Linked DNA regions of Homo sapiens: region 1 is linked to region 2. The links are chromatin contacts, found by Hi-C or POLR2A ChIA-PET in ENCODE. All regions are on one chromosome and are shown on one strand. Each heading gives the region's core, a stretch centred on a gene start or an enhancer-like site at or near the end of the contact. The rest is flanking DNA. Distances are from core to core; before and after follow the strand shown. Region 1 overlaps DOK7 (docking protein 7). Region 2 overlaps RGS12 (regulator of G protein signaling 12).

Region 1 (3,270 bases), core at 288-2,787, 110 kb after region 2:
GCCCCGGCGGCCTCGGCTCGTGGCTGTGCCACTCCAGTCCCTGCGCCTGCTGGCTCCTGCGTGAGCCTCCTCTTCAGTCTCTTGCAGTCTGTGGACTTAGGGCCCACCTGGATGACCCAGGGTGACCCCATCCCGAGACCATCAATTCCATCCGCAGAGGCTCCTGTTCACAGGCCCTGGTATGTGAACACATTTTGTGGGCCACCATTTGGCCGACAACTGGGGCCACTGGGACGGAGAAATATCCAGAATCTGAATCCCAATAAGTCTGTGGGTGTCGTCACATTCAGTCTGGAGGTCACAGCTGGGCTGGAGTCGTGGGAAGGCCCTGGAAGTTCTTGGGTGTAGGAAATCCACATTCCCTCCTTCCCCAGGGACAGGTCCTAGCCTGGCCCCCGATCCCCAGAACCGCCTCACTTGGCCCCGCCACAGCCAGCTCTGCAGAGAGCAGAGAGGGTGACCCTGGCCCAAGGCGATGGCTGCGCCTCACTCATCCTGAGACACTGGGCGTGGCTGTGCATCACGGGGGCCCTGGTGGGGGTCGGGTGGAGACAGGCCTGGCTGGTCTTGGTGCCTGGGGGGCAGAGGTCTCTCTGTGGACAGCTGCCTGTTCAGAATGGGACAGGAGGTGGCTTGGTGACAGCAACCCCCGGGTCCCCAGTGTGGCCCAATTCCCCGTCTCTGTTGGTCACGGGCCTGTAGTGTGGACTCCTGGAGCTTGGCCCGAGCGCACTTGGCACATGGCAGGCGACGGTCTGTGGACAGCTCAGGTCTGCAGGCTCCAGCCTCACACACGGGCAAGTGACTGGGCCCCGCCTTCGGGGATGGACTGTGCGTGGTGGAGAGTGATGCAGAGAGGGCCACTCGCCCTGGGACAGGCTCAGCTTGCAGCACAGACGGTGGTGGGCCCCAGAGAGGGTGAGCCCACCCAGAGCCTAGGAAGGGAGGGCTTTGGAGGCGCAGGGGGACGTTTGAGCTGGGCCTTGAGGGTGAATGGAAGCTTTTGGAGGTGCCCCCTTTTTCCCCCCTTACCTGCTCTCTCCAGCTGGGTCCAGTCCAAGGACCATATCTGCCTCTTTGCCCAGCCTCTGGGGGCCGCCCGGAGCATTTGAAACTCATTTTGACTTTTAAAAATGATTAAGAATGTGGCCAGGCACAGTGGCTCATGTCTGTAATCCCAGCACTTTGGGAGGCGGAGGTGGGAGGATCACCTGAGGTCAGGAGTTCGAGATCAGCCTGGTCAACATGGTGAAACCCCATCTCTACTAAAAATACAAAAATTAGGCAGGTGTGGTAGCAGGTGCCTGTAATCCCAGCTACTCCAGAGGCTGAGGTGGGAAAATCACTTGAACCTGGGAGTTGGAGGTTGCAGTGAGCTGAGATCCCGCCATTGCAGTCCAGCCAAGGCAACAGAGCCAGGCTCTGTCTCAAAAAAAGAAGAGTAAAGAATGAAAACCTGAACTAGGAGGCTCTTGCTACATGAACGCGGCATCTGCCCAGCTCTGGAGAGCCCCCTGCCGGCCACCTTTGGCCACTGCAGCCTGCGGGGGCAGCCTGGACAGAGCTGGCTGGAACCCTGGCCTCTGTCAGGCAGCAGGGAGCGCCTTCAGCAGTTTCTCATTGCCGGGCGCTGGGCCTAGGGATCAGACGGTCCGGCCTCAGAGGCTGCGTGAGACTGAGTGAGGCATTTTCAGTCCTCAGAGGGTGCGAGGGGAGCCAGGAGGGGCACAGACCCCAGGCTGGGGGCACTGCGGGGAAGCTCTCTGGAGGGGCGAGCCTCAGGGGACTTCTGCAGGGTGAATAGGAGTTAGCTCAGCTGTCAGAGGGTAAGGGGTGGAGGGGGGTGAAAAGGGCACTTCAGACATCTTTGAGCACGAATGGGTGTCCCGAAGGGCTGTGTAGGAGCCCTGTTGGGGGGGATAGGAGGCGTGAGGGTGGAGGAGGAGGAGGAGACAGGGCTGGGTTGTAGAGAGCTGGCTAATTGGACCAGTGTTTGTTTGCACCATTGTCTCGGAGCAGCAGGGAGCCATTGAAGGTGCTTGAGCATGGGGAGTGTTTTATATGCTAATGTTGACCCCGGGGTGCAGATGAGCTTGGAGGAAGAGGCTGGCAGGGGCCAGAGAAGGTTCTGATTGAGGTCCAGAAGATGGAGGGCGAGGCTGCCCCAGGCAGCAGCTGCCTGGTTGGGGGATGGGAACCCTGTGGATTGCAGGAATGTTAACAAGGTGGTGATGGACAAGGGGAGGAGGGCCGGCCCGGGAAGGGGGGGCCTTCTAGAGTGGTGCCCCTGGACTGGGGCTGCTTCAGGAGGGCAGAGGAGGGGTGGGAGCCAACACCCACTGCCAGGCTCCAGGCCTTCCTCCACCCGAGACCCACTAGGTGGGGCCACTCCCAAGTGTACAAGAAGCTGCCACCTTGGGGGATGGAGAGGGCTGAGGGTCATGTTATCAAGACTTCTCAGTCCTGCCCATGCCTACCTGGCATGAGCCATCCAGGACACCCTGGTCACCCCGATGTTTGTTCTCTGAGGAGCTGGGATTATGAGCACTTAAGATTCTGACATCAAGGGGCAGCCACGAGGGCACTCAAGAATATTCAGATGGAAACCATCTTAGATCTAATTGGCTCATTAAATGTCTGCGTGGAGGAGCATTTTCTTTCTCAAGCCGGTGAGTCCTGGAGTTAGTGCAACAGCTTTTTCACTGGAGACGTGTTTCTCAGGAAGCAGGTGCGTCTGTAACGTGGGTGAGGTTTGCCTGCCGCTCAGCAACCCCAGCCTCTGTCCAGAGTTGGCGCCGCCCTGAGCCCCGCAGCTCCTGGCCTTCTGCTTGTGTTCTGCTGACTCTGTCCTGCTTCTCTGCGTCTTCCATGCTCTTTCCTCTTACCCTCACGCCTCCTATCCCCCACAACAGGGCTCCTATACAGCCCTTTGGGACACCCGTTTGTGCTCAAAGATGTCTGACGTGCCCTTTTCACCCCCCTCCACCGCTTACCCTCTAACAGCTGAGCTAACTCCTATTTACCCTGCCACACCTAGCGGCTGGCGGCTGTTCCCTGGCTGGCAATTCTGTGGGCCAGGGATCTGGACGGGGCTCAGTGAGGACAGCTCATCTCTGCCCCATGAGGTGCTGCCTGGGGTCCCTCGGGCAGTGGCATTTGGCTATGGTGGGGCCCAAAGGCCCAGGAAAGCACTGTGCCGGCTGTTGGCTGGGTTGCCTCAGTTTCCCTCCAGGAACCTCACCCTCCGATAGGACACCTTGGGCTTCTCAA
Region 2 (3,327 bases), core at 393-2,892:
TAATGGGCCAGTTAATCAGTTAGCCATTTGTACTTATTTGTAGGCAGCACTTTCATCTCAGTGTATATCCAGGCAAGGTGTAGAAAATTTTGTTTTTTTATTCCGAGTAAAGTCATTAAAAACCTGCCTTTGTAAGTATCTGTTTACATGATTTGGACTTCCTTTTGAAGCTCTTGCAAATGCTTACACTGGCAGATAAGTTGTTCACGGGAGTGTATTGGAATCTGGCTGATGTGGTCGTCAGGCATCAGAAGTGAGCGGCTCCCCCTCTCGCAGTCAGAGGCACAGCGGGTGGGTGGGCGTCTCTGCTGCAGCTCTGCCTGGCTGGGTCCTGGCCAGCAGACGAGGGGCTGGAAAGCCTCTGGGGTCGGCAGAATTGCTTCTCCTTCTAAGCTTCAGGTAGTTGTTCTAAAAAATGGGAGGGTCAGGGAATGCTGGGGTGCCGCCGTCCGTGTCCGCAGCAGCGCTCTTTTGGAGTTCCGTGTGTCTCCAGCTCCCCTCATCTTGAGGGGGAGGATGCCCCCGCCTTTCTAGGAGCTGTTGCCCGACTCCATTCAAAGAGCACGCGGGGGAGCTGCCGGGATTTCCACTTGGAGAGAATGGAGGCTCTGGCTGGCCAGATCAGTCGATGCCTGGTTCCCTGGCTTTGGCAGGCCGGGAAGATGCCCGTGCCTGTCACCTAATCGGGGCACCTCATCCTGTTTCATAAACCATGTGGCGTCAGGTGTTGCAGGCTCTGACACTAGTTAGATGCTGAGAGGAGGCACGGAGACCCCAGCCCCAAAGAAATAGGAATTGCCTGGAGGAAGAGAGCCCTTGTGGTCTGTCTGCGCACCCCTCCCAGGGTGCCCTGCTGTGGGGTGGCCGCTCTGGGCTGGGGGGCTGCTGCAGCCCTGGGCAGCCCAGCTTGAGCCTCCCTGGCAGGCAGCGGCCGTTCAGCCAGCCTGTGGCTGTCACAGGGTCCTGGGTGGGACTTTCCGGGGCAGTTCCACCTCTCCTGTGAGTTGTGGGAACAAGTCCCCACTGCAAGTGAGTGCCCAGGTGAAGGCCCTGCTGGCGCACGGCTGGACAAGCATGACAGTTGTCGCGGAGCCGCCCGAGCTGTTGGCTTCCCCGATGTTCCCCCTGTGCTCGAGCTAGGGGTTTGACTTTAGTCCTCAGCTGTCAGAGGCCGCCTCGGGTGCATCCACGCTGGCCCCCCCAGGTGTGCCCTGTGTGGCCGGCATGGAGGTGGCGGCGGCCATCAGGGTGTGGTTTTGTGACGTCTCAGGGTGTCCTTTCTTTCCTTCATGAGAAGAAGTTCTGCAGTGTCAGACACTTGGCAGAAACTTTGTTTCTCAAGGCAAAGCCCTTTAGAGACTTGGGAGCACATGAGGTGCGGTGTAGATTTGTCTTCATTTCTCTCAGCACGGGGTTGTCTTCAGGCTGCCAGAGCGTGACAGAAAGAACTTTCTAGAGACCACAGGGCTTCTCTCCCCTTCAGGCATTGACGTTCTGTTTAATATTTTAAAAATCTTTAAAAAGGGTTGCACTGTTTAAAAACGTGGAATATTCTCTTGTAGGCAGTGTGGAGGCCATGGTCGCTGAGGAAGGGCAGGAGGGAGGAGGCGTGGGAGCTGGTGCAGTCTGCGGCCCGGCGTGGCTGCGGTCACACAGAGGATGCGGTGAGACCTGGCAGCGAGGCTCGAGGCAGACAGACGCTCATGCAGGGCAGAGGGCAGGACCCGTGTTGGAGCCTGGGGAAGTGAAAGGATAATGAGGAAGACGGAGTGTGGTCACGAGGGGGCGGTGGCTGCTGGCGACACGCAGCAGTCACTCTGGCTGCAGCCTTGGGCCCCATGCCATTTGACTGGAACCTTCACTCTTCCCTCGCGAGTCTACCACGGGCGGGCCGGCTGGGCCAGGCTCCAGGGTCCCCCGACAGAGAGTCCCAGCCCCTGCGGGACCAGGTTGTGTTAGGGCCTGAGGCTGGTGGCAGTGGTGCATGGCTGATGGCCGCCGCAGGACACAAGAGGGTTTCGGGGGCGTGCCTGGGCTGACGTGTCTGTGGACACCTCTGCTGGGTCATTTCTGAGTCTCTGTAGCATGAGCTTGGTGGGCCATCCGGGAAGGTGTTCGCATTTCACCGTGTCTCTTTTCCAGCCTGGATTAACCCAGTCTCTCTCATCAGTGTCACTGACCGCGTCTCTTAAATGGCCCTCGTGTGCCCATGCTCCTTTGGGACCCCGAAGTGCAGTGCTGACTGGTGCTGGGATCGCAGGGCGTGCACACCCTGTGTGCTGTGGCCGTGTGCCTGGCCTCTGCCCGCCTGTGTCCTGCTGTATCGGTCAGCTTACCTTTCGCCCCAGACCTCTGTTGCCCTGAGCCTGGTGCAGGAGGGCCTGGAGTCTGTGCCGGCGAGCATCAGCGCGTCCCACTTCAGATGCTGGTTGCAGATTCTTCTCTCGTTTTCTGACACTCTGAGTCTCGTCATCTATATAAGGAAAGATCCAAGTATATTTGAGAAAAACTGTTTTAATACATTTCTATTTTCACCTCTTCCCCCTTCTTTTCATTAAGAAATTGGACACCTTGTGCTGTAAGCTGTCCGTCCATGTTACATAGTCAGAGGTGTATCCTTCTCGGGCCAAAAACCCCCAGCCCTTTCCCCTGGGTCCTGAGGAGGAAGGCAGCGAGCCCGCTTGGCGAGGCCCTTGAGCACTCAGCACCTTCTCCTACCATGTCCCACGCGGCTCTGTGAACGCAGGCATCCCTGTCTCCGTTGGGCGGATGTGGAGGCTGGTTGAGGTTCCTTGCAACGCTTGCCATCCTACGCATGATGCAGGGACCCCGGCCCTCCGCAGACAGCAGGAGCTGCCGAGCTCCGAGTGCTGGGCCAGCTTGCCTTGGGCTTCTGCAGCAGCGCCCTCCGGGTTCCCCTCCTCTCCTCCGACTCCACTGGCTTTTCACCACTGTCAGGTCTTCACGGGGGAGGCCTAGGCTGGGCGGGGACCGGTCTCCTTCCGCCACCACCTTCCACGACAGGCTCGATTCGTCCCTCGCATGCTGCCCTCCCAGCCTGGCCCTGCAGCAGACACTTCTGCCCTGGGCCCCGGTCTCAGTGACAGGTCCACATCTTCTCACCGTCTCTCCTCGGACATCCAGGAGGCCCCTCAGACTTAAGTACCAAACAAGACTTGGATTCTCCCCTCGCCTCCAGTGTACCCCTCCCTCAGTCTGCCACATCTCAGGAAGGGATGTCCCTGTCCCTTCTGCTTGAGCCCACACCCTCTGATACTCCACGTCAGCAAGCTCCTGGGCTCGGCCTTCAAAATCCCTGAGTTTACA

The links. A loop is a pair of places that touch in the nucleus more often than their neighbours do. ChIA-PET counts read pairs that join two places held with the same protein, here RNA polymerase II (POLR2A). Pooled maps may share reads with other maps.
Region 1: a loop to region 2 is called in a pooled map, with 3 times the contacts of the local background. The contact joins two enhancer-like sites. A Hi-C loop is called at or near these places in 3 of 168 maps with a recorded cell type or tissue (B cell, ascending aorta and mammary epithelial cell) and 9 of 50 pooled maps. POLR2A ChIA-PET finds 5 or more read pairs at or near these places in 1 of 52 experiments (MCF 10A).

Annotation. Positions count from the first base shown.
Region 1 is chr4:3,479,179-3,482,448 of GRCh38, forward strand. All of the region lies in intron 4 of DOK7 (docking protein 7), which reads left to right. The region is part of intron 1 of LOC105374355 (vegetative cell wall protein gp1-like); the gene reads right to left. Among named protein-coding and RNA genes, the nearest start is that of DOK7, 18 kb to the left of the region's middle. RefSeq lists enhancers at 762-1,353, 1,573-2,540, 2,541-3,270. Within about 2 kb of position 1,538, at least 7 of the 41 ENCODE cell types and tissues checked have a DNase peak (open chromatin) inside an H3K27ac peak, as active enhancers do.
Region 2 is chr4:3,371,378-3,374,704 of GRCh38, forward strand. All of the region lies in intron 3 of RGS12 (regulator of G protein signaling 12), which reads left to right. Among named protein-coding and RNA genes, the nearest start is that of HGFAC, 69 kb to the right of the region's middle. RefSeq lists enhancers at 1,425-2,353, 1,561-1,610. Within about 2 kb of position 1,643, at least 7 of the 41 ENCODE cell types and tissues checked have a DNase peak (open chromatin) inside an H3K27ac peak, as active enhancers do.